Regions from separate parts of the Homo sapiens genome. Here regions 1 and 3 are each linked to region 2. The links are chromatin loops, found by intact Hi-C in ENCODE. Cell type or tissue: B cell. All regions are shown on one strand. Links, peaks and the distances in the headings refer to the core of each region. The heading gives the core; the rest is flanking DNA. Region 1 overlaps FRMD4A (FERM domain containing 4A). Region 2 overlaps FRMD4A (FERM domain containing 4A). Region 3 overlaps FRMD4A (FERM domain containing 4A).

Region 1 (10,485 bases), core at 1,210-9,209, 240 kb after region 2:
CAATGAGAAATGTTTCAGGAAACCTGCTTGATTTCCTCTGTTTCTTTTTTTCCTTTGGGGTGCGTTGTGGGGCTCCTCATCTATGGACCTGCTGTTGGAATGGCTGCTGAATGCATAGCCTCCAAGGTATGCCTCGGAGAGAAGCATTTTAAATCTTCTGAAACGAGATGCAGACAGACAAAACGAAACAGGACAAAGACGTCACTGAGGGCACTGCCAACACTTCTGGAGCTTGTCCTGAAGAGCCATTCGTGTGCTTGGACTGATCTCCCGTCTTGTGCTCTTGGCATTGGTGCAGGATCCTGCATGTACATTTGCAGGTGCGAGCTTGTGCACGCGAACATGTGTGCTGCTTCCTCTCACGAACCCAGCAGCATAGCAGCAGCCAGAGACGCCCCAGAGTGATGACAACTAATTATGAAACACCAGTCTGATCTGTCCCTTTTATCTCATCTTGCAGAAGCCTTGCATTCCCCCAAAGCCCCCCAGTGGCCCTTTGTAATCCCAGAAAAGAAGTGTCAATATGGAAACAGCTGTTCTTGAGATAGTGGGATGACAGCCTAATGAGCATGCCATCAGCTATAGAGGAAACCCAAGGCTAATGGGCTTCTGATGCAAATATTCTTTCTAGACCATCCCACTCATATGAGAAAGGCTACAGTCCCCAGCAAGACTGGGAGAGGACACACTGGCCTATAGATGTCAAGTCTTCTTTTGTTCTTATTTAGGTTTTTAGCCTCTCAAACCCCATGGGGCATCAGGCAATCTCCCTGACTCCTCTGGAAGGTGACTGGAAAAAAGGCAGCCCCAATTTTTTTTTTTGTTTTGTTTAGAGGCCATGCTAGGGAAGCCAGCAGGAGCACAGGGCTCCTGCAATTTTGGTAGCAGGAGAAACAGCCACAGGTTGCTGTGGTTCAGGCAGGGAGTGAAGGCTGTGCTTAGAAAGAACCCAAATTCCCAATCATTCAAGGGGGAAAGGTTAGGGAGAAATAGTGGGAGAGAGCTGTAGAGGTGGAGGAAAGGGGGATGATGGATTGCAGCAGGCGACTTAAAACAGATGCCTTTTCTAGGGGCAAGGCAAGGGATGAAGAGAACTGACCTACCATGTGCCTCCTTGGCATCAGACACACCCCTGGACACTTGCTCTATGTCACCTCTTCTGAATCTTCACCATGATCCTGTAAGCCGGGTAGCATTAGCTGCACTGTATTGATAAGGAAACTGAAGCTCACAAAGACGAAATGCTTGCCAACAATCTCACATCTAGGAAGTGGTACCAAGCTGGGATTGAGACTTGAGCCCATGAGACTTTAAAGCTCCCTCTCAATTTTCTTTGGGGATGTGTATATAGGTGGGGAAGCTATACAGAAAATAAAAAAAATCTTTATATAAAAGCTGGGGGGTCCAGACATGGTGGCTCACACCTGTAATAATCCTAGCACTTTCGGGGCTGAAGCAAAATGTTTGCTTGAACCCAGACATTCAAGACAAGCCTGGGCAATATAACAAGACCTCATCTCCACAAAAATAAAAAAAAAAAATAATAAAAAAAACAGCTGGGCATGGTGGCTTATACCTGTAGTCCCACCTACTTGGGAGGCTGAGGTGGGAGGATTGTTTGAGCCCAGGAGGTCGAGGCTGCAGTGAGCCAACATCATGTCACCACACTCCAGCCTGGGGGATAGAGGGAGACCCTGACTCAAATAAATACATAAATACAATAAAATAAAAATAAATAAATAAAAACTGGGGGAGGGTTCTGTTTCCCTCTGGGGGAGGGAGAGAATTTTAATCTAGAGGGGATACTCAGAGACTCCTGGAGTCCTCACTCACAATATTTCATTTTTAATCTGGGTGGTGGTTACACAGGGTGTTCATGTTGTAAATAATCCTTTAGACTATCCATACATGTTTTATGGACTTTTGTGCACCTCACCGATATCTTACAATAACAAATTACAAACAAAAAAGAGTCCCTATTATTTTTGCATCCAGTGATTTCTTCAGTATATCACCAGAACGGCATCTGAAATGACTGTGTCAGACACCAGAGTACAACCTGGTAAGAAATGCATGCAATCATGAGATTTCTGCGTTTTTTTTTGCATTTTATTGCTCCCAGCAAAAGTTAAATTTTACAATAACAGTAAAAATATACTAGTTAAAACTCAAGCGATTGATATGTATCTATTGAGGTCCTTGTATACAATATTCTAGGTGCCATGGAGGTTACAAAGGTGTCCTTGCCTTTTGGATCTCAGGATCACCTTGAGGAGGAGGCAAGACAGAGACACAGAATGAGAGAATTAACTAAGTGAGGTCAACAAATAATGAGTGGTACAGAGAGGAAGTGCGACAGAAATCCACGTGTCTAAGCTTCGCAGAGGGGAGAGAATTTCATTGAGGCTTGAAGGATGTATGAACTTCAGACAGGTCAAGAGGAAGCAGAATTACAAGCACAAAGACATAGTAATGAGAAGAGGCTCGCTGTCTTGCAGAGACTAATGTTGACCAGTTTGGAGTGGGGAACTCACAATGGGAAATTATAAGAGATAGGCTTAAAAGAGAACTTGACCTCCAAAACCTTGTGTGATCTGGCCCAAACTTTGTCTAGCTGCCTGAATTTGTTGGAATCACATGATTTAATATAAACATTGCATAATGTTAAATGTGATTTAAATGCTTCTCAAGGGAGAAGCAGGGGCACAAATGTTGCTACAGAGGGCAGGCAAATGCTATGTAAATAAGGGGTAAAAATTGAGTGTGGGGAGGTTGGGCTAGAGATGATAATGGATGGAAGAACTGGAGAAGTGCTGGCTGTGGGAGGATGAGAAGGTGAGTTCAAGTGATAAGTCAAAGATGCACACTGGGGCTATGAAAAGATGGGTTGTATTTAGAGAAAAGGATGGAGTGTCTGACCCCATTCTCTTTCAAGGTGGAGTGCATCTTGGAGCTGGGAAAGGAGACGAAGGTGGTAGAAGTGTTAGGAGAGGAGCCTGCGGGTAGGGGAAGTTAAGGAGAGAATGGGAAATGTATTAATGACTTTGTGGTATTGAAATAAAACAGTTCCCTGATTAATTCGTTTCCTCCAATACGACCAAACTCACACCAACACTTTGGCATGCCACAGATCACCCCCAAGAGTGACTCCACAGCCATCAGCCACCATCCCCACCATCCCAGGCAGTGGCAGCCAGGCAGAGGAAGTGGTCCAAGAAACCTCCCTGTCTGCAGTTCAGTTTCTACTCATACTTCTCATAAAGTCATGACCCTGGCCATGAATCTCCCATCCCTGGAAACCCAGAAGGACGCTCTCCCTTCTGGACGCATTCCTCCTCCAGGCATAACTTCCAACACGAAGGTCAGAATGAATGCGAGTCGCCCAGAGCCCCACACCCAGCCCTGGGAAGGGCGATTCCCTCTGGGAATTCTGCCAGCACAATGTTGCCTCAATTTGAAGACAAATTTTAAATTAATAAAGAAAAAAAAAAGCCTCAGACTCTCACGTCTGCCAAAACACACCATTCCCTGAAAGGTTCCTGAAAAGGACTCAGTGATGTACTATAAAGAAAGCGCCAACCTTCCATAGCCTTCTCCAGCTGCGAGACGCAGACTGGCGGGTCCTGGAAAGGTAACAGCTCACAGCCGCCTTCCCGGGGGCAGCGCAGTGTTGTTCTTGGATCGAGAAGACCTTTCAGCTGCCTTACCACCTGTGTATTTCACAGTCTTGCAGTTCCCTAAACCCCTATGAACAACACAGAACGAACAGACCCGTGGCCAACAGAAAACCCTGAGAAAAGTACTGGAAGAAAGAGTGTGGTTGGTTTAAGATAGAAATGATGTGAAGGTTGCAGTGCGTGCCCTGCAGTTTTCAAAGCCTGCATCGCTAAAATCATCACAGGAATAGAAGTGTCCTTGTCAGCTGCTCTTTTCTTTAGCAGAGAATCTCTCAAACAGCCTCAGGCCACAAAATCACTTCCTGAGGAACTCTTGGTAACTGAATGCCTCTCCAAGTAGCAGGGACCCACACACTGGAATTCTGGGGACAGTGAAGTTCATGCTTCTATCCTAGATTCAGCATCCTCTAAAAAAAAAATTAGCATTTTGAGCACCCTCCCCACTTTTTTTTCTGGGATGGTCACTTCATAAACAAACAAATGTGGTTCATTCAGGGAATAGCTACTGAAGCTGCTTTGATCTCTTCTGGCAAATGGTTTCTATTTCTTCACCCTATTCATTCAGATTTCTGCAAGTGACTTGATTCTAAACCCACATCTCTACTATTTAATCTGCATGGACTATTCTGTGCCACTCAGGCACTGAGGAACTTTACGGTTTTCTCCCCTGACCGCACATGAGTAAGAATAAATCATGTGGACTTGGGAACTGCACAGTTGCAGATCAGAATGAGATTCCGTAATGGGGACAGGGTCCCAAGGACTTTCGGAGTGGCAGGGGAGACTCTCTTGCGCCTGGAATAGGAAAAGCCTTTACTTACAAACACATCCATGAGCAGGTGCTCCAGTGTCAGCTCAAAGTCTTCCAGCTTGGCAGCCAAAGTCATGATGAATGTCCCGATTTGCTCTCAGTCCCCGCTGACAGATCAGATCTGCAAACTCCCCAGCTCAGGAAACACCGTCGGCGTCAAATTTGATCACAAGGCAGGGTTGCCACTAATGGGAAGTAGAAACCCTTAAAAGAAAGCAGAACATCGCAGGCTGGACTGCTCGAGCTGTGTAGCCAGAAACTGTACAAGGATATTTTGAAAAAACAAACACCAAACTCTAATAATGGTGCTATGGGATCAGAATGGGCATAAAGCGAGGCCACCAGATGAAGACTGCAGCCACTGCCTTCCCTGTGTAACTTCACAGTCCGAGGTGCTGGCCAAGCGCAGAGAACCTCACCAGTGAGTGAAAGAGAGAAGTGAGATGGGGTGAAAGCAAGAGTGGGGAAAATGGAATAGACTGTCTGACTCTGATATTTATAGGGCCACATGTTTTTGACTCTAGCCCATTTCTCAGTTGATTTCTGACCTTTCATAAATGGCTAAACACACTGGAGTGTATTGTCGAACGGGGGCAGTGGGTCCCACAGAAGTTGGCTGTGACCAATGCTAGGGCAATTCACACAGACACACCATCAATAGTTCTTTGTAGAGAACGTATCAGACCTTGTTTTGTACACGATGACTGAAAAGCACATAGTCTTGTGAAAAACAAGGAAACGAAAGTTGTGAGGGTACTAAATTTTTCCTCAGAATATTATTAGATCCCTCACACTGTCTTTCTTCTCCATCCTATGCACCCCCTCTGCTGCAAGAGTAGATAAACATCAAGGAAAAAATTTAATATCTCGTGTCAATTCCTCAAGCTTCTGCCAGTTACAGAATATCCACGAAATCTTGCAAATGCAGTTTCTCCTTTTCTGCTTCCAAAGTTTGCTTTTTTTTTTTAACTTAAAAATGTTTGGAAATTGTGGTAAAATATACCTCACATAAATTTTGCCATCTTAACTATTTTTAAGTGTACTGTTCCGTAGTGTTAAGTACATTCACCTTGTACTTGGTTCACATTGTACTGGAATAAACAAGATAGACTTGTTTATTTCATCAATGCTCTTCCTGGGATGGACAAGGGATCAGACTGTGGATAACAGCTAGTGTTTCTTATTTAAGGCAGTCTGCTAGTCTCAACAATGACATCACATGATTATTGTCTAAGAAAAATTTTGGGGCCTTAAGGATAGTCACTATTACACCACCATCCATCTCCAGAACTCTTCTCATTTTGCAAAACGGAAACACTGTGACCATTAAACAATAACTCCATTTCTCCCCTCCCACAGCTGCCTGGCCATCATCATTCTACTTAGTGTCTCTATCAATTTGACCACTCTAGGGACCTCGTATAAGTGAGATCATATAGTGTTTGTCCTTTGGTGACTGGCTTATTTCACTTAGTGTAATGTCCTCAAGGTTCACCCACGGGGTAGCCTGTGTCGGACTTTCTTCCCTTTTTAAGGCTGAAATCACGTATCCTAAGAAAGATACTGCTTTGGACAGTTTTTCAGGCCTGAGAAAATCTCTCAGGGACACGTGGCTGTCAAGACGCTAATGGCCATCCTTGCTGTGACTGTAGTAACAAAATCAGCCTTCGTCTAGCAAGCCAGTGCCCAGTTCTGTCCTCTTAGTTCCCTAAACACTTTCTGTTAAACTCTGGTCTCCTGATTCCAAACAGAGTGTGACCACTTAACAGCCAACATTGATGTCAAAGAAGGTGGGCCTCATGAGATCGAGAGGGAAATATAAATATAACATTTCTGCTTTACAGTAAAACTCCCCTCCCTGCATATCAGAGCTCTCTCGGGTATGAACGGTTAAAACTCTCCATTTTAGTATCTCTCTGTGAATTTTCTTTTCCCAGAGGAGATAGACACAGACTTAATTCAACATTTCACACTTAAACAAAGCTACCATAAAATTAAGGGCAAAGATAAAGAAATGGACAAAAAGCACTGTATTATTTCAAAAGCAGATTTGGAGTCTTGTCAGATGAGTTTAGCTTGACAGTGGGTCCTAAATTGTACATGCATGTTCTTCGAGTTATGGTTTCTATTTTGTTTTCAGGCCTCTAATGGAAGAATTAGAGCGGGTCCCACAGCAGGTGTCTCTTGTTAGGAACGGCATAGGAAGGGGCGGGCAGTGCTGAGATGAATGTCTTCAATAGCCAAGAATGCACAGAAAATCTATTTCCCTGATGGGCTAACTGAGCTACAGACCTTCCTAGGGGCTCATGGTTTTGCCATGTCTGAAATTGATTCAATAACCAGCTGCATCACATCAGCAAGAAAGTCTCAACACAAGAGGACTTCTTGCCACATAGTTGCCATCTTTTGTTAAAACTATAGCTGCCCTGAAGGTCCTCAAAAAGCCAAGTGCCTTCTCTCACCAAGCAAGACAGCCTGATGCCCATGAGGGGCCCTATCATAAGGAGACTAGGGGGAGGGTATGTATCTGCATATGTGCAACATTGTTCTAGTTTTCCAGCGATCTCAGAGGAGTGTTCAACATCAAATTTTCTTTCTTTTTTTAAAAGAATTTATTTTTATTGTTTGTGGGTACATAGTAGGTGTATATATTTATGGGTTACATGAGATATTTTGATCCAGGCATGCAATGCATCATAATCACATCATGGAAAATGGGGGTCTCCATCCCCTCAAGCATTTATCCTTCGAAAACCAAGTCCTCTTAGCCCCTTTCCTTATGAATTAAATTTGGACAAAATGTTTTTAATAGCTGGAATTTCATAAGAGATATACTACTTGTTTGTTTCATCAACCCTCTTCCTGGGATGGACAAGGGATCAGACCTTGGAGAAGAGCTATTGTTTCCATTTAAAGCAGTTGCCAAGAGAGAGTTGAGTCTCCCAGTCTCAACCATGACTTTATGTGACTATTTTCTAAGACAATTTTTTGGGGGGCTTTAAAAACAGTCAATGCGGCCGGGCATGGTGGCTCACGCCTATAATCCCAGCACTTTGGGAGGCCGAGGCGGGTGGACAGCCTGACCAATATGATGAAACCCTGTCTCTACTAAAAATACAAAAATTAGCTGGGCTTGGTGGCATGTGCCTGTAATCCCAGCTACTCGGGAGGCTGAGACAGGAGAATTGCTTGAACCTGGGAGACAGAGATTGCAGTGAGCCGAGATGGCGCCATTGCACTCCAGCCTGAACAACAAGAGCTAAACTCTGTCTCAAACAAAAACAAAAACAAAAACAAAACAAAAATCAAACAGTCAGTGCATTGGCTTCTCTTAGAATGTAAATAGCAAACTTCAGGGATAAGAAATTGTACATGATTTGGGCAGAGTGTGTGGTTCTTACTCTAGCACTGGGGCTCTAGAAGAATGTATTCAGAACATCCTGTTCTTCCAACAAAAGTCACTTTAATAGTTTCCAAAGGAGAGAAATTGACCAGAAGGGAGTTAGCCTGAAGAATGCACAGGAAATTAGTGTATGCGGATGTCACCCCGAAGAGACATTAATCATGAATTCGGATTTTAGTGAATGATATGAGCCACTTGGAGTAACTGGGTACCAGGGAGGAAGTAGAACCACACCAGTGTTAAGACAGAAAAACTTGAAGATACATTCATACAAGCAAGTTCACGGGTGTCAGTGCTTATCGGTATATGAGAACATGGTGAAGGCTGGCTTGGGCCGATCGATTGTGGATGTTTTCTTAGTAACTATATTCTAACTACCTGTTATATATTTTTTTGATAATTATGGGGACATTTTATTAATACTTATATCAAATGTGAACATTCATTTGTTCATTCATTAATGCACCCTTTGGACAAATGTTTATTTACTAACTGGGGTATATACTGGCATAGGTGCTGGTGCCTACAAAGATGATTAAGATATTGTTTCTTCTTCAAGACCTTACAGACTAGAAAAGAGGAGGCCTGATGTGATTGAAGTAATCTTACATTATTTTTTCTTGGGAAATATGAATGTAGAGCGTAACTCCTTATCAGGGGACTCACTCTGGGACTTGGGGATGAGGGAGAGTCACTGACAAAGGGGGAGAAGAGGCTGTTGCCCTACCTAAGAAACATTAACTGTTCTCCATGCTCTGATCCCTTGTCCACCCCAGGAGGAAGGTTGATGAAATAAACATATCTCTTATGAAAATCCAGATATTAAAAACATTTTGTCCAAATTTAATTCATAAGGAAAGGGACTAACAAAACTTGCTTTTCAAAGGATAAATGCTTGAGGGGATGGAGACCCCCATTTTCCACAGTGTGATTATGACACATTGCACGCTTGTATCGATATCCATACTCCCACCCTGTGGGAAGGGCAATGAGTGAGAATGAGGGAGGTATGTAGTACACCTCCTGAGGTTGGGATTTGCAGCACTAAGTGGCAGGGACATCAGGGCAGTGATGGATCCTAGGGTTGAGCCCAGGGATCATTGGGTTTGAAGAGTTGACAGCCAAGGTCTCAATGCTGACAGCACAGGATCCTGCTACTATTTATAGACATTTCTTTGATGGTGTAAATTTCTGTTGGAAAAAAATCCACTTTAACCGTTGATCAAAGCTTGGTGGCCACCTAAGAATGATCTGACATGAACCATCCTGCTGGGGCTGGCCGGTTGAGAATAATTAATCAGTGACACACTCTATACGGTAGGCAAACACCGGAATTTGTTCTGTGCATTTAAATAACAACACTTGTGGGTATGTTTTTAAATTCAGAACCGTTAAATTTCTTTCTCTTTGAACCTCAGATGATCATCTCTTTCTCCCATTTCTATGAAACATCTCCTCCAGCGGGCTTAACGTTTTAGTGGTAAGATTCAAATAAAATAGAAGTCTCGGTGGTGGGGTGGGAATTGGCTGAATTATTTGTAAAGGCATGAAGCTGGTCTCTCCTTAGTCCTTCTCCCTAGGGAAACGGTGGGCAGATCGTTCTTCTAGAGAGAGTATTATAGATTTCTGCAGCCCTGAAAATGAATCATCTGCTTCAAACGCATGAGTGCTCCGCAAAAGTGAGGTTCTTGCCTCAACTAGATTAATTCAGTTCATATCAACCAATCTCTATTAAGGACAACCACGTGTAAGCCCAAAGCAGTAGGCAATTGCATATACAAAATGTGTTCCTTGAACCATTTTCCTGTCTAACCTAGAGCAGTGGTTTTCTATTCAGCAAGATCACATATTTGAAGATCAGGTTTGGGCAGGTGATCAGACCACCACACAGTGGATCAGAATCAGTCAGTAAGACACATTAGTTACCTATTTTCATGCCTGGGTCAGTAAACCTAAGTAGAAGTTTAATCCAATTATTAAATAAGTACTGAGATACTTTTAAAGAGCAAAACCACTGGCTTTTATTTTGATCACCCAATTAGTCCCACAGATCCAGTTTACATGAAAAAAAAAAAAAAAACTACATGTTTGTTTTTAATCGTTTTTGAGTTGATTTTTGTATATGGTATAAAATAAAGGTCCAGTTTCATTATTCTGCGTTGTGGATATCCAGTTTTTACAACACCATTTATTGAAGAGATTGTCTTTTTCCCAAACCTGGAGGATATTACGCTAAGTGAAAAATGTCAGACACAGAAAGACACATATACTGCATCATCTCACTTCTAGGTAGAAGGCTAAAATAGCCAGACTCACAGAGGAACAGGGTAGAATGTGGTTTCCAGGAGCTGGAGGAGGGGGAAATGGGGAGATGTTGGTCAAGGGGTACAAAGTTTCAGTTACGCAGGAGGAATAAGTTCTGGGCACCCAATGCACAGCGATGTGACTGAGTTAACAATGCTGTACTGTCTACTTGAAATTTGCTGAGAGGATAGATCTTAAGTGTTCTCATCATAAAATGTTTTTTAGAAAAAGAAAGCAAAAAAGAAAATGGCAACTATATGAGGTGATAGATACATTAATTAGCTTGATCC
Region 2 (10,485 bases), core at 911-8,910:
TAAACTTATGCAAAATTCACTCTCAAAAAAAAAAAAGCAGTGTCTATCTCAAAAGGCGTTGTGAAGACTCAGTTAAACAATTCACATAAAGCACTCAGCAACAAGCCTACACATCATGTGAACTTTGTAGGAATGAACCGTTCTTGTCTATTACTGTTAATGAGCAGCCCTAAGGGGGTGTGACGGAGATTGCATTCATGAGACATTCATTGCATTCGTTATGTGCATGCCGGGGGTAGCCAGTGGAGTGGGTGTTTCTTTTTTAAAATGTTCTTTTAGGGCCGGGCAAGGTGGCTCACACCTGTAATCCCAACACTTTGGGAGGCCAAGGTGGATGGATCAACTTGAGGTCAGGAGTTTGAGACCAGCCTGGGCAACATGGCAAAACCCCATCTCTATTAAAAATACAAAAACTAGCCAAGCGTGGTGGTGCACACCTGTAATCCCAGTTACTCGGGAGGCTGAGGCGGGAGAATCGCTTGAACCTGGGAGGCGGAGGCTGCAGTGAGCTGAGATTGTGCCATTGTACTCCAGCCTGGGCAACAGAGTGAGACTGTGTCTCAAAAAAAAAAAAAATGTTCTTTTAGTCGCAGTTCCTAACCTCAGTGATATTCCGCAAGTCCATCTTCCCCGGGAGGAGGTGTGTGCTGTAAAGGGGTGTAGGCATTTTGGGTCATCCCACAAAAGGAGACACTACAAGCTTATGGAGCAATTGGATACAGGACAAGGGGCTGTCGCTCTCAATTAGGAATCATCTCTTGAACAAACATTTTTGTAAAGAAGATACACAAATGGCCAACAGCATGCGGACATATGCTCAACATCACTAGTCTACAGGGAAACGCAAATCAAAACCACAATGAGATACACCTCACACCCATTGGGATGGTCATCAATTTAATAAAGCAAAATAGAAAATAACAAATGTTGGAGAGGATGTGGAGAAACTGGAACCCTTGGGCACTGTTGGTAGAAATGTAAAATGGTGCAGCTGCTATGGAAAACAGTAGGGATGGCTCCTCAAAAAATGAAAAATAGAAGTACCCTATGATCTGGCAATACCACCTATAGGTATATACCCTGAACAACTGGGAATAGGGTCTCGAGGAGATATTTAGACATCCATGTTCATAACAGCATTATTCATGATAGGCAAAAGGTTTTGGAAATAACCCGTGCCTTTTGATGTATGAATGGATCAACAAAAGGTGATCTACACAGACAATAAAATGTTATTTAGCCTTAAAAAGGAAGGCAGCCAAGCGTGGTGGCCCACTTCTGTAATCCCAGCACTTTGGAAGGCCAAGGCAGGCAGATCACCTGAGCCCAGGAGTTTGAGACCAGCCTGGCCAACATGGTGAAACCCTGTCTCCATAAACAAATACAAAAATTAGCTGGGTGAGGTGGCACACACCTGTAGTCCCAGCTACTTAGGAGGGTGAAGTAGGAGGATCACTTGAACCCAGAAGGTGGAGGTTGCAGTGAGCCAAGATTGCACCACTGAACTCCAGCCTGGGCGAGAGAGACCCTGTCTTAAAAATTAAAAAAAAAAAAAAAAAAAAAAAGGAAGGAAATTCTGATACACGCTACAACATGGATGAACCTTTTTTTTTTTTTTTTTTTTTTTTTCTGAGACAGAGTTTTGCTCTGTTGCCCAGGCTGGAGTGCAGTGGTATGATCTCGGCTCACTGTAACCTCCACCTCCCAGGTTCAAGAGATTTTCCTGCCTCAGCCTCCCAAATACCTAGAATCACAGACACAAAACACCACATCTGGCTAATTTTTGTATTTTTAATAGAGATGGGGTTCCGCCATGTTGGCCAGGCTAGTCTCAAACTCCTGACCTCAGGTGATCCGCCTGCCTCGGCCTCCCAAAGTGCTGGGATTACAGGCATGAGCCACCACACACAGCCAACATGGATGAACCTTGAGGCCATTATGCTAGGTAAAGTAAGCCAGACACAAAAGGACAAATATATATGATTCCACTTATATGAAGTACTAGAGTGGTTAAATTCATGGAGACAAAAAGTAGTGGTTGCCAGTGGCTGAGGAAAACGGGGAAGGGGAAGTTGTTTAATGAGTACAGAGTTTCAGTTTAGCAGATGAAAAGAGCTCTTGGGTGAATGACGGTGGGGATGGTTATACAACATTGTGAGTGTACTGAATGCCGCTGAACTGCACACTTAAAAATGGCGGAGACTACAAACTGACTTCCGTGTATGCTGCTCGAGTGAAGGGTGCACCAAATTCTCACAAATCACAACTAAAGAACTTACTCATGTAACTAAATACCACCTGTTCCCCAAAAACCTATGGAAATATAAAAATATTTTCCAAAATGGTTAAGATAGTAAATGTATGTGCATTTTACAATTTTTTTTAAAAAAGAAACTGTCTCAAAGTGACAATAGCGTCCCTTTGAAAGATGCTGCTAGACCAACTAAAAATGGTCAAATATACACGTATTTGGTTATAAGAAGCTCATTCCTATCTGCAAGACCTGTCTAAGTTGACTGGTGCATTTGTCATACTTGTCTAGGCTTTTCACCTTTGTCTCAGTTGACAAAGAAATCTTTAAAATCAGGAGACCTTTAAAATAAGGTTAGGAAACATGTCCACAGAGCCAGAAACACAGCCATGGATCAAAGGAATCACATTATTATTATTATTATTATTATTCCTTTTTTTTTTTTTTGAGATGGAGTCTCCGCCTGTCACCAGGCTGGAGTGCAGTGGCGTGATCTTAGCTCACTGCAACCTCCACCTCCCAGGTTCAAGCAATTCTCCTGCCTCACCCTCCCAAGTAGCTGGGACTACAGGCATGTGCCACCATGCCTAGCTAATTTTTATATTTTTAGTAGAGACAGGGTTTCACCACGTTGGCCAGGATAATCTCAATCTCTTGACCACGTGATCCACCCGCCTCGGCCTCCCAAAGTGTTGGGATTACAGGCGTGAGCCAGCGCGCCGGGTCAGGAATCACATTATTAAATGGTGCCGTTAGCTTCATAACATTCCATTTATTTATAGTAATTAATTTATAAATGACTTCTCCTAATCAATAAAATGGCCTAAGGGGTAACACTTTGGAATTTCCAGCTTCAAATGATACTTTCAGGTTTCAGAGGGAAATTGAGGGAGAGGGAGTTCCTACCTTGTAGATGCAGGACTTCGCGTTCAGAAAGAAAAGCTCAATGGTAGCATTATCCTTCAGGTATGAAATGCTTTCTATATAGAACCTGAAAGAGAAAAATGGTGCGTGAACCACAGAAACAGCAGGTGCAGAAAATAAAGTGCTCTCTTGAGCTACATGATTTGAGATGAAAGCTGGCATTCCCCATCCTAAATAAACAAAGGAAAAAGGCACCATCCATGGTTTTTCTATGATTCCCTAGGGAGGACAAACTGTTTTTGGAGTTTTGATAGTGGCTTAGGGTCACGCCTAATGGGCCTCACCATAACCAAAGAACTGGGTCTACCACCAATTTGTAAGAACAAATTCTAAAACTAGGCCTCTGATTTCTTTGTCCTATCTGCTTTATAATTTTACATAATGTTATTTGTTTTCATCACATTGCTTGTTTGTCCTAAATTGTCATTGAGTTGGATTTTCTTTTCTTCTCCTTTTTTTTCTTTTTTTAGACAGGGTCTCGCTCTGTTGTCCAGGCTGGAGTGCAGTGGTGCATGGCTTACTGCAGCCTTGACCTCCCAGGCTCAAGCAACCTTCCCGCCTCAGCTTCCTGAGCAGCTGAGACTACAGTTGCATACCACCACGCCTAATTTTTTTTTTTTTTTGTAGATACGGAGTCTTCCTTTGTTGCTCAGGCTGGGCTCAAATTATCTGCCCACCTCAGCCTCCCGAAATGCTGGGGTAATAGATGTGAGCCACTGTGCCCAGCCAAGTTGGATTTTTAAAAGATAATTTCTTCTTAATCACAGCTTTCTTTGAAATGGTTACTACTACTCCCGAAGGTGGTGAAGTGTGATTTGATTTCTGCACATTCGGAGAGCTATGCTAAGTGCTCTTAACACTGTGATATGAATGCATATTAAGCCAAATGAGAATCGGATTTCATCTAGATGGAGCTTATAGATATTTTCAAGATGAAACATGCTGCCATTATTTAAGTTTACACTAAATGTGCCTTTATAATATTGACTTTGGAGTTTATTAAATTCTTTAATGAGATAATGCGCTTGTACTGTCTAATGACCAGCCGCACTGAAGGACTAGGAGTTGAAAGGAAGAGAGGGGAAAGGTTGAAATGCAACATCTTGGAGGGAAGAAGGTTCTGAGCAGGTGTAGCAACCCTTAGGGTGGACTAGGAGGGTGCTGGGTACCTGGGGCTCTTGGAAACTGGGTTCACCAAGAAGAGGCAGAAGGTGAGGAAGGTGAAATGAGAAGAAACAAGTACTACAGTTTTCTAGAATAGTGTTATAATCTGAGGGCCAGAATCCTCTGGAGGGAGTCAGAGAGCAGTGATGGAGTCCCCAGCTCTGTGTGACTCAGGGCAGTCACATCATCCTGCTGGGCTTCTGTTCTTCAGACCGTAAAAGAAGAAGTGGTTCTCTACCTAAGAAGTCCACTGGTTTTTAAATATTGGAAACTGACTACAATGTAAACAACAACAGCAGCAGCAAAAACAAGAGACCAACATCGTATAAGGTGAACAAACTGATGCCCTTAGCTTCAAGAAGTTCTATTCATTTATAGTAATTAATTTAAAAATGAATTCTTCTAATCAATACAATCACCTGAGGGGCAACAACTTGGAATGTCCAGCTTCAAATGATACTTTTAGATTCCACTGGGAAATGGAAGAGGAGGAGAGTTCCTACACTGGAGATACAGGACCTCATGTGTCTTTTTAGAAAGGAAAGCTCAATGGTAGCGTTATCCTTCAGGTATGGTAAAAGATAAAAGGATTTATCCATAATTGGCCAGGCGCGGTGGCTCACACCTGTCATCCCAGCACTTTGGGAGGCTGAGGTGGGGGGAATCACCTGAGGTCAGGAGTTCGAAACCAGCCTGGCCACCATGGTGAAACCCCTGTCTCTACTAAAAATACAAAAATTAGCCAGGGGTGGGTGTGGGTGCCTGTAGTCCCAGCTACTTGGGAGGCTGAGGCAGAAGAATCGCTTGAACCCAGGAGGGGGAGGTTGCAGCGAGCCGAGATGGTGCCACTGCACTCCAGCCTGAACAACAGAGGGAGACTCTATCTCAAAAAAAAAAAAAAAAAAAGTATCTTTTACCATACCTGAAGGATAATAATGCTACTGTTGCATAAACATGAAGATAAAAACCCACGTCTGTAGGCTACATCAAGCCCATGGCCCACCAGCTTGCAACCTCTTGTCTACACACTAAATAAATAAATAAAGCTTTCTATCATTTTTCAAATGTGTGCAGAGGCTGCTGTGATGAATACAATTCAAGTTTTTTTGAAATTGGTGAGTGAATTTGGAGTAACTTCAGACATTAAATTTTCTCAATCCACAGATATCATTAGTACAATTCTTATCATCTCAGGTTCTACAAAATTTGGAGGAATTACGCAGTGGTCCTCATACTTGTAAAGCCTGAAAATTAATGGACTGGCTGATCTCTGCCCATAACCCCTGCCCCTGCCAAGCACCTGCCCCCTGCTTCTGGAGCAGGTGTCTTATATCACCAAGGTCTTCATATAGGGCCCACCATGGTCTCAGAGGCACAGTAAAGTTAAACAACTTTTAGTTCTTTAAGAATGGAGAGCAAAATTGCAGTAGCAAATTTTACATCTCAAAGCAAAATAAATTTGATATGATTTGATTTTCTTTTTTAAATTTTTTTATTTTTATAATTTCTTTTTATTTTGTTATTATTTTTTATTACACTTTAAGTTCTAGGGTACACATGCACAACGTGCAGGTTTGTTACGTATGTATACATATGCCATGTTGGTGTGCTGCACCTGTTAACTCGTCATTTACATTAGGTATGTCTCCTAATGCTATCCCTCCCCCTACCCCCCACCCCACGACAGGCCCCAGTATGTGATGTTCCCCACCCTGTGTCCAAGTGTTCTCAGTGTTCAATTGCCACCTATGAGTAAGAACATGTGGTGTTTGGTTTTCTGTCCTTGTGACAGTTTGCTCAGAATGATGGTTTCCAGCTTCATCCATGTCCCTACAAAGCACATGAACTCATCCTTTTTTGTGGCCGCATAGTATTCCATGGTGTATATGTGCCACATTTTCTTAATCCAGTCTACCACTGATGGACATTTGGGTTGGTTCCAAGTCTTTGCTGTTGTGAATAGTGCCACAATAAACATACGTGTGCATGTGTCTTTATAGCAGCATGATTTATAATCCTTCAGGTATATACCCAGTAATGGGATGGCTGGGTCAAATGGTATTTCTAATTCTAGATCCTTGAGGAATCGCCACACTGTCTTCCACAATGGTTGAACTAGTTTACAGTCCCACCAACAGTGTAAAAGTGTTCCTATTTCTCCACATCCTCTCCGGCACCTGTTGTTTCCTGACTTTTTAATGATTTGATTTTCAAAAAATAAATCTATATCGTAGCTCATGCCTGTAATCCCAGCACTTTGGGAGGCCAAGATGTGTGGATCAACTGAGGTCAGGAGTTCGAGACCAGCCTGGCCAACATGGTGAAAGCCTGTCTCTACTAAAAATACAAAAAATTAGCCAGGCGTGGTGGCGGACACCCGTAATCCCAGCTACTTGGGAGGCTGAGGCAGGAGAATCGCTTGAACCTGGGAGGCGGAGGTTGCAGTCAGCTGAGATCATGCCATTGCACTCCAGCCTGGGCAACAAAAGCGAAACTCCGTCTCAAAAATAAATAAATAAATCTACATCCTTTGCAAAGGGCCTCTGGCAAAGGGTAGGCAGAATAATAAAAGAAACTAAAGGAAGGAAAAGAAGGAAAAGCGAGGAAAGGGAGAGAAAGGGGAGGCAAGGAAGAGAGAAAGCAATCCTAACACCAGAATATTAACAGAAGCCTCCTGAAGTTGACGGTGGCCTTTGTGCTCTAATGATGATTTTGAGTCTAAATTCATATAAGGTCTGAAATAACTTAATTTTCAAAGTAATGCCATATGTTTCTTAAAAGAATCTCATTTGCTTTAGTTCTTAAAAAGTAAAGAGTAAAGACATCCTGCCTCTTCCACCCCAATTTTCTCCTGAATAGTATATTAAGAAAATATAACGCTTCCCTTTTCGTTTCCACTCTCATATGATGGAAAACTGAATTGAGGTGGCAAATTCTACATCTCTGTGACTGCCTTCATTTCCACCAAGCTCTCTGTTGTCTAGCCATAAAAGGGGCAGAGAAGGTACAGGAAATAACACGCATATTCTGAGATGAAGAGAAAAAAAATCACCTCCTCTCGACGGAAGTGGAAAGCAGTTTCCTGTTAACTTTTATCACCAAGACGACAGCCTGGAAAACCCCGTGAGCTCCGGGCCTGTCATATCATTGTTCTGTTAGGGGAGGGTATGGAGCTCATCCTGAGCTTTCCCTCCCTGCCAGGGAACGGCTGAGTCAAAAACGCCTGCAGAGAAACAGAGCTCAGACCTCTCCACCCGCACGCCCAGAGAGGCATGGTGCACACCGGTGGCACCAGGGACAAGAGCCTCCTGGGAAGATGGGGAGGGCTGAGGGTTTGGATTCAAAGTCAAAATTTTTTTTTCTTTTTTTTCTTTTTGAGATGGGGTCTTGCTCTGTCACTCAGGCTGGAGTGCAGTGTGCAACCACAGTTCACTGCAGCCTCGACCTCCTGGGATCAAGTGACCTGTCTGTCTAAGCCTCCCAGATAGCTGGGACTACAGATATAAGCCACCATGCTGACTAATTTTTTATTTTCTGTCGAGATGGGGTCTCACTATGTTGCCCAGGCTGGTCTTGAACTCCTGAGCTCAAGTAATTATCCTACCCTGACCTCCCAAAGTACTCAGGTTACAGGCCAGCCTCTTCTTCTTTTTTTTTTTTAATCCAGTTTTTGGCTGGGCATAGTTTTTGGCCGGGCATAGTTTTTGGCCGGGCATGCCTGTAATCCCAGCACTTTGGGAGGCCGAGGCAGGCAGATCTGTCTCAAAAAAAAAGAAAAAAAAAAAAAGTGGCTTCTTTTTCTGATTTTCAGGAGAGCCTCAGCAGTAGGTGGCAATGTTGCATTTCCTTAACTACCAGCATGGAGCAGGGAGTGCTTCCAGGGTTCACAAAGAACATTCCAGGTCTCTGGGTAACCAGGGAAATAAATGAAGGCTATGTCTCGGATTCAGAGGGTCTGCATGGACAGTTCCGAGTCTGGCTGTGTATTGACCATGGCTTTATGATGCTTGGATGTCTGTGACCTTGCTGGGCCTGGAGGGACTGCTGGTGCCAGGGTTAGCCAATTTCCAGACCCCAAGACTTCCACATGTCACCATGGATCCAGGGTCCACCCCTCCCACCACCTCTCGGCTCTCACACCCAGGGCCACTATTTCCCTGCCCTCACCACCCTAGGGACACGTACCAGACAACTAGGGGGCAGCCCCCATGCTGCAGAGCCCGCTGAAATTATTTAAACTAGCCAATCCCAAGCCTGCTCTCCCAGCCTTGCCCGTTCCTCCCCAAAGAAACCACAAAAAATGCTCTTGCCCAATTGTTTCCCGGCTCCCCAATGCCTCCCACATGGCCCTGCGTGGCATGGTGTGGCCCCTTCTCCCAGGAACTGAGTGACAATCTTTTCAATGTCTGTCCTCTCCTCATCTGCTGGCCTCACCACAGCTGAATCATAATCAGACCTACATTTTAAACGGGTTTTGGGGGCACACTTAGCAGGACTGAATCTTAGGGCATCTATTTGAGTCTAAAGGAACACTCTAGATGGAGCGCAGACCTTGCTAAGAGGTTTCCTGACTCCACAAGCAACAGCCCACCCAAACTAGCTCAGATGATCCCGACCCGAGAATATTTTATCAGAGAGTCTGAAGGAGAACGAAATAGGTGCTCTGTGTTTATGTGTTTGAGCTTATTAAATATTAAACAGCCTCTAAAGCCTCGGGGAGTCCCGTCCCCTTCTTTGACAAGTGAAAGCCTCTGGTTGCAATAGACTGAACACTGCCTAGTCAGATGGCAAGGGCCCAGCCAGATGACATCAGCCAGGTCTCCTCCTCCATTCTCCCTGCTCTCCCTTTCCCTTCCCCATCCAGCCCTGGGCACTTGGGAATCACTGAATATTTACAGCAAGTGTTAATTAAATGGACCAGTGATTTCATTTTGTAATGAACACAAATGTCACATTTAAAATGCCTACTCTTGGTGGCAAATAAGAGCCATGATAATGAAAGCAATAAGCTGTGAGTTTCTGCAGCCAAGCCTCTGATGCTTAGAATCTCAATGCCTCTAAAATCTTAACTGGGACACCTAGCTGAAATATAGCAAGTTCTGGTTAGCAGGAACCTCATTTTAGATCCATGCCATCATTGTTATTGCGAGTGACAGGAAGTAGCAGCTGCTGTCTCCATCAGCCAGGGAAGATACCAAGAATCCGGCCTGTGGACTTGGCTGTAAAATCCTTCCTCCCCGATCGGACTTCTCCTCTCTTATTTTTTTGCTGCTTGCTTCAGTTTATTGTCTGTGAAACTCAAATTCTGAAGAGGCAAATCTAATCTCTGTTTATTTTCTTACAAGGAGTTGAGATGATCAGAACTACAGGACACTTGGTAGAAGAAAATGTAATTAAAGAATAATCCAGACATGTAGGCTTCATTCTGAGCACAAAGTTGTGCCTATGAAAAGACCACACACACACACACACACACACACACACACATGACGCAGACTTCCTTGGGTTGTGTATATTTTCCTTATATTTTTTTCTTGACCTATTTCTAAAGCTTGCCTGGTGAACAATATCAGAGAGACATTGTTCCCAAGCCTTATAGCACTAAACAATGGTTTGCAGTTCAAGGTGCTCTTGGTCATATATTGACCGCTGCTGGCTGCTTATAATGTGTGTGTGTGTGTGTGTGTGTGTGTGTGTGTGTTGTGTGGTGAGGGGAGTGGGAAGAGGTGAGGCTGGACAGTTAAGCAGAAGTCACATCATGCAAGTCACGCTAAAGATGTCCTTTTCTGAGGATAATGGGAAGCTGGAAAAAAATTATGAGCAAGGATCAGATGAGAATTCTAGAAAGATGCTCAGTGTCTTCATATAGGGGAGTTTGGAAGGGGTCAAGGCCAGACGCAGAGATGAACAAGGAGATCTTGAGTCCAGGAGAGGTTTATGGAAGCCCTAATTACTATTAGGCTGTGTATGGAGAGTAAGAGATGGATAGGGAGCTGTTTAAGATGCAGGAATAACAGCGAGTAGTGACTGAGGGAACAGGAGGAGGCAAGCGGGAGGGAGCGGTGAGGTCAAGGTTGACTCCCAAGTCTCTGGTTTTGGGGGCTGCAGGGGTGATGGTGCCCATCACAAAGACAAGGAGGTGACAA
Region 3 (10,485 bases), core at 1,642-9,641, 140 kb after region 2:
AGGAAGCTGTTCAGTCATCATGGTACTAATGAGTTAATAAGTAAGTAGATGCCTATATTTTCCAATTACGTGCCCCATTTTATTTCTGGGTAGTAACAGTGTGAATAATTTGGCAGGGCGGGTCCAAGAGAGAAAGAAAACTTAGAAAAATCTTCAAACCTTCAGAAACATCACTGGACTTAAGAGTGTAGAAAATGCTTCATAGTGAGATTATATATACACAAATTAAAATGAATTTAATGTATATAAAATTAAATTTTTTAAATTAATTTGTATAGGATTAAATTAATTTTATATAAATTAAAATGTAGCAATTAAGTGGAGGAATACTTATTTCAAAATTCTAAGTAATTCAAAAAATTGGATTAAGGCCAGTCGCGGTGGCTGAAGCCTGTAATCCCAGCACTTTAGGAGGCCGAGGTGGGCGGATCACTTGAGGTTAGGAGTTCGAGACCAGCCTGGCCAACATGGTGAAACCCTGTCCTTACTAAAAATACAAAAATTAGCCAGGCGTGGTGGCATGTGCCTGTAATCCCAGCCATTCGGGAGGCTGAGGCAGGAGGATTGCTTGAACCCAAGAGGCAGAGGTTGCAGTGAGCTGAGATTGCACCACTGCACTCCAGCCTGGGTGACAGAGTCAGATCCTGTCTCAAAAAACAAACAAACAAACAAACACACAAACAAACTAACACAATTGCATGTGCGCCTGACCTAGCTTACATAACACAATAGGGACCATCAAAGAAGCCAATTAGAACTTCAGAAACTATATCCCCCACCACAGTCCTAAATCTTTCCTGTCTCTTAGAAGGGGAGCAAGATTTTTAAAGTATTAAAGGGTCTACAGCAACTGAGAAGAGTCATCAGGTATAAAACAATCACAGAGCCACTCCAAATCTTTACGAAACCAGTTAGATGGAACAAAAAGATCCAGCATTTAACATTCCTCTGGCATGTAGGCATTTTTTTTGGCAGAAGCAGAACTTTGGAGCTACTGACTCAATGCTATCCTCCCCAACTCCATGTTTTTGTCTCCTTAGGACAATCTTGTTCTCAAAAGCTATGATGAGGTTCTTGAACTGAATGCCTTTAAGGTGTCCTTTACATCCTGCCTGTCTTCACCCAGTCCTACCTGGGTATTTTGAAAGTGTGTTAAATACTTTCATCCAGAATGCAGATTTTTAAGGTGATTATAGGAATTCTTTCTAGGTAGTAAGAACCTACATTACAATACAACCTTTGGTTGCGTACAAATTTGGGCATTGTGTTTTTGCAACCAAAGTCCACAGCACTTGAATTCCACCACACACTTATAGGTGAATAGTGGAAAACCACTTGTGTCGAAAGGGTATTTCCCTGTCATTACTGCGGTGTCAGAAATTCAACACTGTGTTCTCCCATGGGAACATTCTTTTTAGACATGTGTCCTGCACTTGGCTTATAAAATCATTCACTATTATTCCAAAATTTTGTACACATGGCATGTTTGTTTGGGCTTGAAAGCCAATTTTTGTATTCAAATCTTTGCTTTTATTATTTTTTTTTAATCCTTCCACTTAGCATGTGACCAGTTATACACAGGTGCTTCAATAGTAGGGTGGTAACTAACACTGAATCAATTCTCACTATGTGCCAGGCACTGCGCCACACATGTTACCTATCATAATTCACTTAATCCTATCATCCCCATTTTACAGATGTCTTAGTCTGTTCAGGCTGCTATAGCAAAATACATAGACTGGGTTCTATTATGAATAATAGCAATTTATTTCCCACAGTTCTGGAAGCCCAAGATCAGGGCACGAGCACCATTGGATTTTGGTGAGGGCTCCTCTTTCCCCTTGCAGACGGCTGCCTTCTGGCTGTGTGCTTACATGGTAGAAAGGAAAAGGGACCTCTCTGGGGCTTTTTAGTTTTCTCTCTCTTTTTCTTTCTTTCTTTCTCTCTCTTTCTTTCTCTCTTTCTCTCTCTCTCTCTCTTTCTCTCTTTCTTTCTTGACAGATTCTCACTCTGTTACCCAGGCTGGAGTGGAGTGTGCAATCATGACTCACTGAAGACTTGACCTCCTGGCCTCAAGTGATCCTCCCACTTCAGCCTCCTAAGTAGCTGGGACCACAGGCGTGTGCCACCATGCTTGGCTAATTTTTGTATTTTTGTAGAGATCAGGTCTCAGTATGTTGCCCAGGCTGATCTCAAACTCCTGGGCTAAAGTGATCCACCTGCCTTGGCCTCCCGAAGTGTTGGAATTATAGGCATGAGCCACCATGTCTGGGCTGGTGCCTCTTTTATAAGGGTACTAATACCATTCATGAGGGCTCAGCACACCCTCATAACCTAATGGCCTGTCAAAGGCTCCACCTCCTAATATCAGGACCTTGGGGGCTAGGTTTCAACAGATGAATTTTGGGGAACACAAACATTCAGGCCATAGCAGCACATAAGGAATGGAGTCTTGGAGTTAGTGAGAGACGGAACTGCAATTCAAACCCAGACAGTGTGGTTCCAGTGCTCTTACATTATTTTACATTGTTTCTTGTGGCAACATTTCCCTCCGTGTATGTTAAGAATTTAGAAATGTTATATGGTGACTGCTAGGGACTAAATTGTATTCCTCTCCCCTAAATTTATATGTTGAAGTCCTAACCTCCAATGTGATGGTTTTTGGAGAGGAGGCCTTTGGTAGGCGATTAGGTGTAGATGAGTTCTAAGGGTGGAGCCTGCATGTTGAGACTAGAGCCCTTAGAAGAGGAAGAAGAGAGATCAGAGCTTTCTGTCTCTGCCACCTGAGGACACAGCAAGAAGGTGGCCGTCTGCAAGCCAGGAAGAGAGCCCTCATCAGGAATGGAATCTGCTGGCATCTTGATCTTGGACTTCCAGCCTGCAGCACAGTGAGAAATAAATGTCTGTTGGTTAAGCCACTCAGTCTATGGTATTTTGTTATTGCAGCCCCAGCTCATGATGACAGTGACAATTCATCTGTCTATCCCTTACATTGGTGATAATCAGTGAAGAATTAAAAAAAAAAAATAGAAGGTACTACGTAAATAAAGACAGGCAATGGTCTTTAAGATCAATGTCAGTACATGTATTATGGCAAGTATTAAATGATCTTATACAGCCAGAAAATATATGTGGTCTAACTCTTATTTTATAAAAGAAAGTAAAACACAAAGAGGTTAAATGACTGGTTTAAGGTCATGTAAAAGTACATAGAAGTAGTATACAGGTGGTTTATTTTTTTAGATTACAGGTGATTATTTTCTAGCTATGAGGTAAGTGCAGTCTGCTCTAAAAATAAAAAGCTCTCCTCCTGCTCAAACCTCTACTTGAACTAGAGGGCAAAATTCCTGCTTTATTATTCTAATGACAAGATCATACTGCTTCTGACTAGAAAATGCCAAAACAGGAGACAAAATTAGCATCGTATGGTGCCAGTTAAAAATTATTTAGAAACCCACAAGTTCTGTGCTTTGTAAATTTTTTTTTCTCTCTCTAGGACATAGTAGAGCTGAATCATTACAATGAGGCATGTGACAGAAATGTTGACTATTTCTGCCATGTCTGTCTATTTATGACTTCTTCAGACTACAGTAATTGTCTGCAATAAATAGACTGTATTCAAATGGCAGGATTGATTTGCCATTCAGGATTATAAGCAACTGTGAGTAGTTCATTCTTTGGTTAAATTATGCTTGTAAGAAGTGAGAAAATGGGATGAGAAAAAAATGTGCTCAGTCCATAATGATAACCTAGGGTAATCATGTATTTTCCTGAAGGAAGTAATAAGGAACACACACCTTGGACACACAATAAACAGCATGGTGGGAAACCCTAGAGTGGATGGTCTGTATCGAGTGAGGTTTTCCAGGGCAATGTTATTCAAAAATCTCTGTCTCTTTGTTTGAATCTTAGAAGCATCAATATATGTTTCCTTGAAGATGATGTTTAAGGCCAAATCCCTTTCATCTAAGGAGAATCTACAGTGTATATGTAAATAAACAGCTTTCTTCTTCAGGTGTCAACAAAACCCATGACCGTTATGATGTCAAGGAACTAAAGCACCCGACCTCCATACAAGTGTTCCTGAGTGCGACATTTTCTCCTTCCAAACTACTAGTACCACAACTTTAGACTTAGGCTCTGTGGGCAGGTCCCTTATCTGATGAAAGAGGAAACAATGCTTCTGCTCACACATGTGTGCACATACGTACACACACATAAACCGGGTATGTTAGCACAGCATCATGTATATGCTATGATACATTTATTCTAATCGGCAAATGGCCCAAACCTATGTTTACCATAAGGTTTCATCACTTTTTTTAAAGAACAGCTATACCACATGTAATGCCTCACACCGAGTTCAAGGTCTGCTAAAAATCAGACTTTTTTTTAAAACCTGGACTATTGTAAAGGTAGGCCACGTTTATCTTATACATAAGCAGTTGATCTTTAAGATATTTCATCTTATTGGTGCTAGCTAGTCCTAACAGATTGCTAAAGAATTCACTGATGCAAAGAAGCATGGTTGAGTCTCTGTGATGTGCCAGCCCTGGGGAGGAATGGAGAGGTGAACATGGCACCACCCTGTTTTCAAGGTTGGCACAGTATTGAAGGGGAGATAGACAAAATAAACCTGCAAGTCACAAAGCAATGTAATGATAGAGGCAGCATGTGCCACATGTCAATGACAAACCATGTGAGAGGGATCAACCATCAGGTTGGGGTGGGCCGTGGCTAGGGGAGAGGCAGTGGAGGCTGCAATTCAGCTGCGCATCTAAAGTTAAGAAGAAGCTTTTTAAGATCTTGAAGCTGTTATTCCCCACTTTTATACTATGTGCCCATCTCATGGACATGCTGTCTCTGTTGCCCAATGAGGGAATGGCTAAAAATGACTCAGGCTGTGGAACATGGCCTCCTTCAGTCTATTGTCCATGCCATGGCCTGAGTAATCCTTTAAAATCGTAAGCCAGATCACATTACACTCCAGCTGAAGTTCCTCCAATGACTTCTCATCTAATTAAGAGTAAAAGCCAAAGTGCATGGGCCAGCCTAAAAAATCAACATTATTTGGAAATCTCCTTTCTACCCCATCTTATCTCCGCCTACTTTTCTTCTCGTTCCTTTTTTTTTTTCCCAGTCATCAGAAAAGCCATGCTCCCACCTCTAGGCCACCACACTTACCGTTCCCTCTGCCTGGGACTCTCTTCCCCCAGATAGCATCTCTTGCCATAAAGGAAGGACTTCTCTCAGGGAGAAGCAGTCCCTGACCACTCAGTCAAAACCACATTCTTTTCACATTACTCTCCATCCTCCTAGACTATTTTATTTTTCTTCATGATGTTACTTATCATCTGACACAGTACAGATTTTATATTTGTTCATTTCCTGTCTACCCTAAGTCCTCTTAAAATGGAACTTTCCTGAGCATGGGCACGGACATGTTTTATTCTCGGCGTTATCCCTGATGTTTAGAAGAGTACCTGTCATAGTGTGTTCAGCAGACATCTGTTGAAAGAATGACTTCCAGCACTTTGGGAGGCCGAAGCGGGCGGATCATGAGGTCAGGAGTTCGAGACCAGCCTGGCCAACATGGTGAAACCCCGTCTCTACTAAAAATACAAAAAATTAGCTAGGCGTGGTGGCGGGCGCCTGTAATCCCAGCTGCTCAGGAGGCTGAGGCAGGAGAATCACTTGAACCTGGGAGGCGGAGGTTGCAGTGAGCCGAGATTGCACCACTGCACTCCAGCTCTGGTGACAGTGCGAGACTCCGTGTAAAAAAAAAAAAAAAAAAAAGAATGACTTAAGAGAGAATGCAACTGGAGCATTTCTTCATTAATACAGGCTGCAATTGTGGTGGCACAATGGGCAAGATCTGCACTTACTTCTTTCAAGGAAGAGATATCACAGGGATGGTGGGGTTATCCCACTCCTGATCAGAATTTAGATTCACTGACTGCACCAATGGTGGGGCTTGATCTTGACCACTGGGCCAAAACAGATGGAGATATACATTAAACAAAGAATTCCCTCTAATCACCACTTCTATTATCAATCAAAAGTATTTGTATATTTACTTTTGTGTACAAAAATTTAACCTCCTGAATGTGATCGCTTTATCTTCTGTTCTTGGTCATTCAAACCACTTTCCCAGAAAAATTTAATTGCACAAAAGGCAGCATGCAAATGCTCTTTAATTTTAGTTTCTGTTCCTTCTTTAAAATCCATTTTCAGTGTAACAATATCGGGCCCAGTGAAAGTTTCTATTGTAGTGAAACGCTTTTTTTTTTTTTTTTTTTTTTTTTTTTTTTTTTTGAGATGGAGTCTCACTCCGTTGCCCAGGCTGGAGTGCGGTGGCGTGATCTCGGCTCACTGCAACTTCCGCCTCCCAGGTTCAAGCAATTCTCCTGCCTCAGCCTCCTCAGGAGCTGGGACTACAGGCACGCACCACCACGCCTGAATAATTTTTTGTAATTTTAGTAGAGACAGGGTTTCACCGTGTTAGCCAGGATGGTCTAGATCTCCTGACCTCGTGATCTGCCCACCTCGGCCTCCCAGAGTGCTGGGATTACAGGGGTGAGCCACTGCACCTGGCTCTTTTTTTTTTTTTTTTTTAGTATAAAATTTCCCTTTACCTCATGCAATTTCAAGTTATCAATCAGTACATTTATATGATTGATTGAATTTGGTGTGTGCTAAAAATTTGCTGCTCAAGGAAATCAACTTTTTATTTCTCCTATTAGGCGTCTGTTCATCGTGTGTGGTTCAAGGAGGAAATTCGTGGCTGCAGAGATTTGAAAACCACAGACGAGGGGAATATATTCAACCCAGTTTTGACCTGTTTCTGCTTCTGTATATTGTGCATTAACTAGAAGTGATGTGAAGAAATGGAACAGAAGAGAAAATGAGGCTGTGTATTGGAAAACATTTGTCAGCCTGCCCTGGCCAACTGTGAACACAGATTCCTAGAAGAATCAGTGAAAATCTCATCACTGGGGTTATTTGCAGCCAGACTGGTCCAGATAGTTGAGATTTTACTGTAGGGAGTGATTGTTTCTGGACCCCTTAAGGCCTGGGAGAAGGAGGAGTGATGATGATCTCATTGTCTATTCCCTTTTGTGATGGGTATTGATTAGTGCCAAGCCAATAACCAAGGCAATTCCAGTCCATAATAAAAAGCAACACAACAGCAGTCCCAATGATCAGTCAGCAATTTGGAAGCCAAAGGCAAAGATAAGAAGCCTGCTAGAGATTTACTTGCAGGCTTTATAATGTCATCTCCTTCAAACACTAGCAGAAAGCACAGTATTTCCTTTTGGTCCACCAGCTGCTGTTGAAACAGAGTTTTGATTGTAGTAAGACAGGACATTTGTTTCACTCAGGGCTCACTGACCATGCTGGTCTTCATGTTTTCTACTTAAGACAGTGTCCTTATACAAGCAAATAAGAAAAATGTGCCCTACACGACAATGTACAAGGATACACAGAATGAACAGAGCCAAGACGCCTAAAAGACCCACATACTTTTAGAGCAGAAAAATAAATTCCACTGAGGGTCACTTCTGGAATTTCTATCTTTATTCCTACAGATTGGATTTCCCACCTTTCCGAAGAAGGTAACATGGTCAAGTTCTTCCAAGTCCTAAGAGTCCAACCCAAGCCTTCATTTAAGTTTTCAGTTTAGAGACCAGGTGTGGTGGCTCACGTCTATAATCCCAGCCCTTTGGGAGGCTGAGGCGGGCAGATCACTTGAGGTCAGGACTTGAAGACCAGCCTGGCCAACATGGTAAAACCTCATCTCTACTAAAAATACAGAAAAAATTAGCTGGGCGTGGTGGCACACACCTGTAATCCCAGCTACTGGGGAGGTGGAGGCAGGAGAATCGCTTGAACCCGGGAGGCAGAGGTTGGAGCTGAGATCGTGCCACTGCACTACAGCCTGAGTGACAAAGCAAGACTCCGTCTCAAAAAAAAAGAAAAAAAAAATTCGGTTGAGAATGAAGCCCAGTGTCATCATTTGCTCCCCTAACATGTAAAACCATCTATGTAGAAAAACTGATTCTACTATAATAGAAATGTTTTCTAGAACCTAGACTCCTCTAAACTCATGGCTGCCCATGAATCAGTGCTTGAAGATTGATTTTTACAGCTTACTGAATCATATATTGGTATCTGATTTTTCTTACAGCACTCAAGAAGTTAAGAATTTTCTATTTCAATTGGATTCAAGTGGTTTCTGCCTTTTCTCAGGGTACAAGTTCTACAAGGAGCTGGGAGATAATTTTAAAATAGCCAAAAAATACCCTTTGCATGAGGAAACGATCAGAACGAGAGTCTAGTTATTTCCATTAGGCTGTCCTCTTCCACAAGTGATGCTAGCATGATAGTAAATGCCAGAACTATAAATTCTATAAATGTGTAGAGACTGTCCATACAGAAGAGAAGGCCATCATTTCATAACAACATATGGAAAGTAAACACAACTTGATCTTTAGATTTTAAAGTAGTTGGCAGTGTTGGAAATTCAAGAAACTTGAGTTCATTTGGAGCAAGTAAGTTAAGATGGAGCTCATAAGAAATGTAACAGATTTTTTTCCTTGATATTATTTTTAGAGTCCATTTTCAGAATTCAACTGAATTGTATTTAGAATTTAAAATTATAGCTCAATGATCCATTTTTAAAAAGAGAAATTCAGCTGGGAGGAAAAGGATAGTTATACTTAACATACCTTTTTTTTTTTTTTTTTTTTCTGAGACAGGGTCTCACTCTATTGCTGAGGCTGGAGTGCAGTGGTGCAATCTTGGCTCCTTGCAGTCTTGACCTCCCAGGCTCAAGCAATCCTCCTACCTCAGCCTCCCAAGTAGTTGGGACTATAGGTGCATTTCACCATGCATAGCCAACTTTTTAAATGTTTTGCATAGAAGAAGTCTTGCTACGTTGCCTAGGCTCGTCTCCAACTCCCGGGCTCAAGCAATCCGCTCACCTCGGTCTCCCAAAGTGCTGAAAGGCCCAGCCTTACTTAACATATCTTTAGCTGGATTTTTTTTTTTGTTTTAAGTAGAAGAGAAAAACAAACTCTGAGCAAACCAAGTTTGTTTTTCTCTTCTACTTAAAGAAAAAATCCTAAACTCTGAATTCTAATTAATGAAAATTAAATTATTTACACAAGTATTTGGATTGGCATTTATATCCTGGCAAATGATCTACATGCACATTTTTTAAAGCCGTGGGATTAAAAAGATAAAGACCCTTACTAGAAGACTAGCAGTTGGTTTTTTAACTTAGCTGCTCTGTTTCATTTCTTTTTACAGTCAGTGATAAATGGAGATCATATATTCTCCTTAATGGCCTGTTCGTGATTTGGCATTGTGCTAAGGCTGGCTGGCAGTGGCTCTGAGGATATGTGGGGGTGTCCCTGGGCAGGAGAGGAGATACTGCTGAAAGTCATGCCCCATCCCTTTTCCCTCTGCCCCAGTGCTAGGGGCTGGCTGGGCCACTCAGCCAGCACAGACGGCCCAGTGGGCACAAGTTACAGGGGACTTCTTCCAGCTTCCTTTTTCCTCTCCCTTCCTGCCTGTTCAGAGACGTGCAACAGAGTAATGAGAAGGAGGAGGCCTCCTTGAAATAATGTCACATGGAATTCTCAGTTTAATAAGGCCTCCAGTTTGTTCCAAACATGCTTGAGCATTTGGTGGCATATTAGAAATTGATCTGAAAGTAACCGGACACGCTTGGCACCCTTTTCTTTTTGCGCCAAACCATTTTGTTATTCTCATGTTTTATTTCCTTATTATTTGTAAGCGTGTTTGGCTGCACAGCAAGCCACACATTATTTGTGGGATGGTAGCCTGCAGGAGTTTTTTATTTTTAAATTAAGCTGCCACTTGACATATAAAATGTAAATTTTCCATAATCATATCATCACAGTGACAGTTCCATGTTTCATAATTTGTGCAGGCTCCATTCTCTTTCTGCATGGAATGCTTAGCAGCCAGTCTGGAGAACTTGCCGTGTGTTCTCCAGGCTGAGTCCTTGCTGAAGACCACCCTGAGCTGGAGGTACAGCGTGCTACCTGGACACCCTTTGTGTCCACCTGGCAGGTGCAGAGCTGCCCGCCTACTACGCCCTGGGTCACCTGCTTACCCGAGTGCTGCACCTTGAAGGTTTGCCATGGTAGAGCCTGGTGGGGGAGCAGTGTTGTCCCTTCCAGAGTGAAAACCAACTTATGAAGATAAGAACCAACATCACCTCTGGAAGGAAAATCCAGAACAACTGGTTTAAAACCTGGAATTTAGGCTTATTTTGCCACCTGAAAAAATTGGGGGACAGTAGGGAGGGAACAGCACTCCCCAAAGCTGGAGGCCTAGTTTCTATTAGCGGTTCTAAGTCATTCCCGAATATTAACTTAGGCAAAATATTTATAACTTTCAGTATTTCAGTTCTCAGCAGGCAACATGGCAGTAGGCTGTAGTGGTAGAGATGGG

Evidence for each region. Hi-C counts contacts between places; a loop is a spot of excess contacts. Peaks named below come from ENCODE experiments on the same cell type or tissue, not always from the same donor. Only the 100,000 strongest peaks of a DNase experiment are listed, where the experiment ranks them.
Region 1: it touches region 2 in a loop (3-fold over the local background); 3 of 110 quality-filtered maps call a loop at or near these places.
Region 3: a loop joins it to region 2, with 5 times the contacts of the local background. A loop is called at or near these places in 4 of 110 quality-filtered maps.

The regions. Positions count from the first base shown.
Region 1 is chr10:14,019,856-14,030,340 of GRCh38, forward strand. All of the region lies in intron 2 of FRMD4A (FERM domain containing 4A), which reads right to left. Among named protein-coding and RNA genes, the nearest start is that of FRMD4A-AS2, 34 kb to the left of the region's middle. RefSeq lists an enhancer at 435-484. In B cell, for the core only: no CTCF peak of the experiment used is centred there; DNase peaks (open chromatin) are centred at 2,378 and 4,666; H3K4me3 peaks cover 1,361 bases; H3K27ac peaks cover 952 bases; H3K27me3 peaks cover 1,006 bases.
Region 2 is chr10:13,779,765-13,790,249 of GRCh38, forward strand. It overlaps FRMD4A (FERM domain containing 4A), which reads right to left. Exons shown (of 25, transcript NM_018027.5): 6 at 3,158-3,242. Among named protein-coding and RNA genes, the nearest start is that of PRPF18, 200 kb to the left of the region's middle. RefSeq lists enhancers at 7,680-7,729, 8,545-9,135. In B cell, for the core only: CTCF peaks have their summits at 4,418 and 8,047; DNase peaks (open chromatin) are centred at 4,487, 7,437 and 8,267; H3K4me3 peaks cover 1,333 bases; H3K27ac peaks cover 4,391 bases.
Region 3 is chr10:13,919,287-13,929,771 of GRCh38, forward strand. All of the region lies in intron 2 of FRMD4A (FERM domain containing 4A), which reads right to left. Among named protein-coding and RNA genes, the nearest start is that of FRMD4A-AS2, 67 kb to the right of the region's middle. In B cell, for the core only: no CTCF peak of the experiment used is centred there; a DNase peak (open chromatin) is centred at 6,195.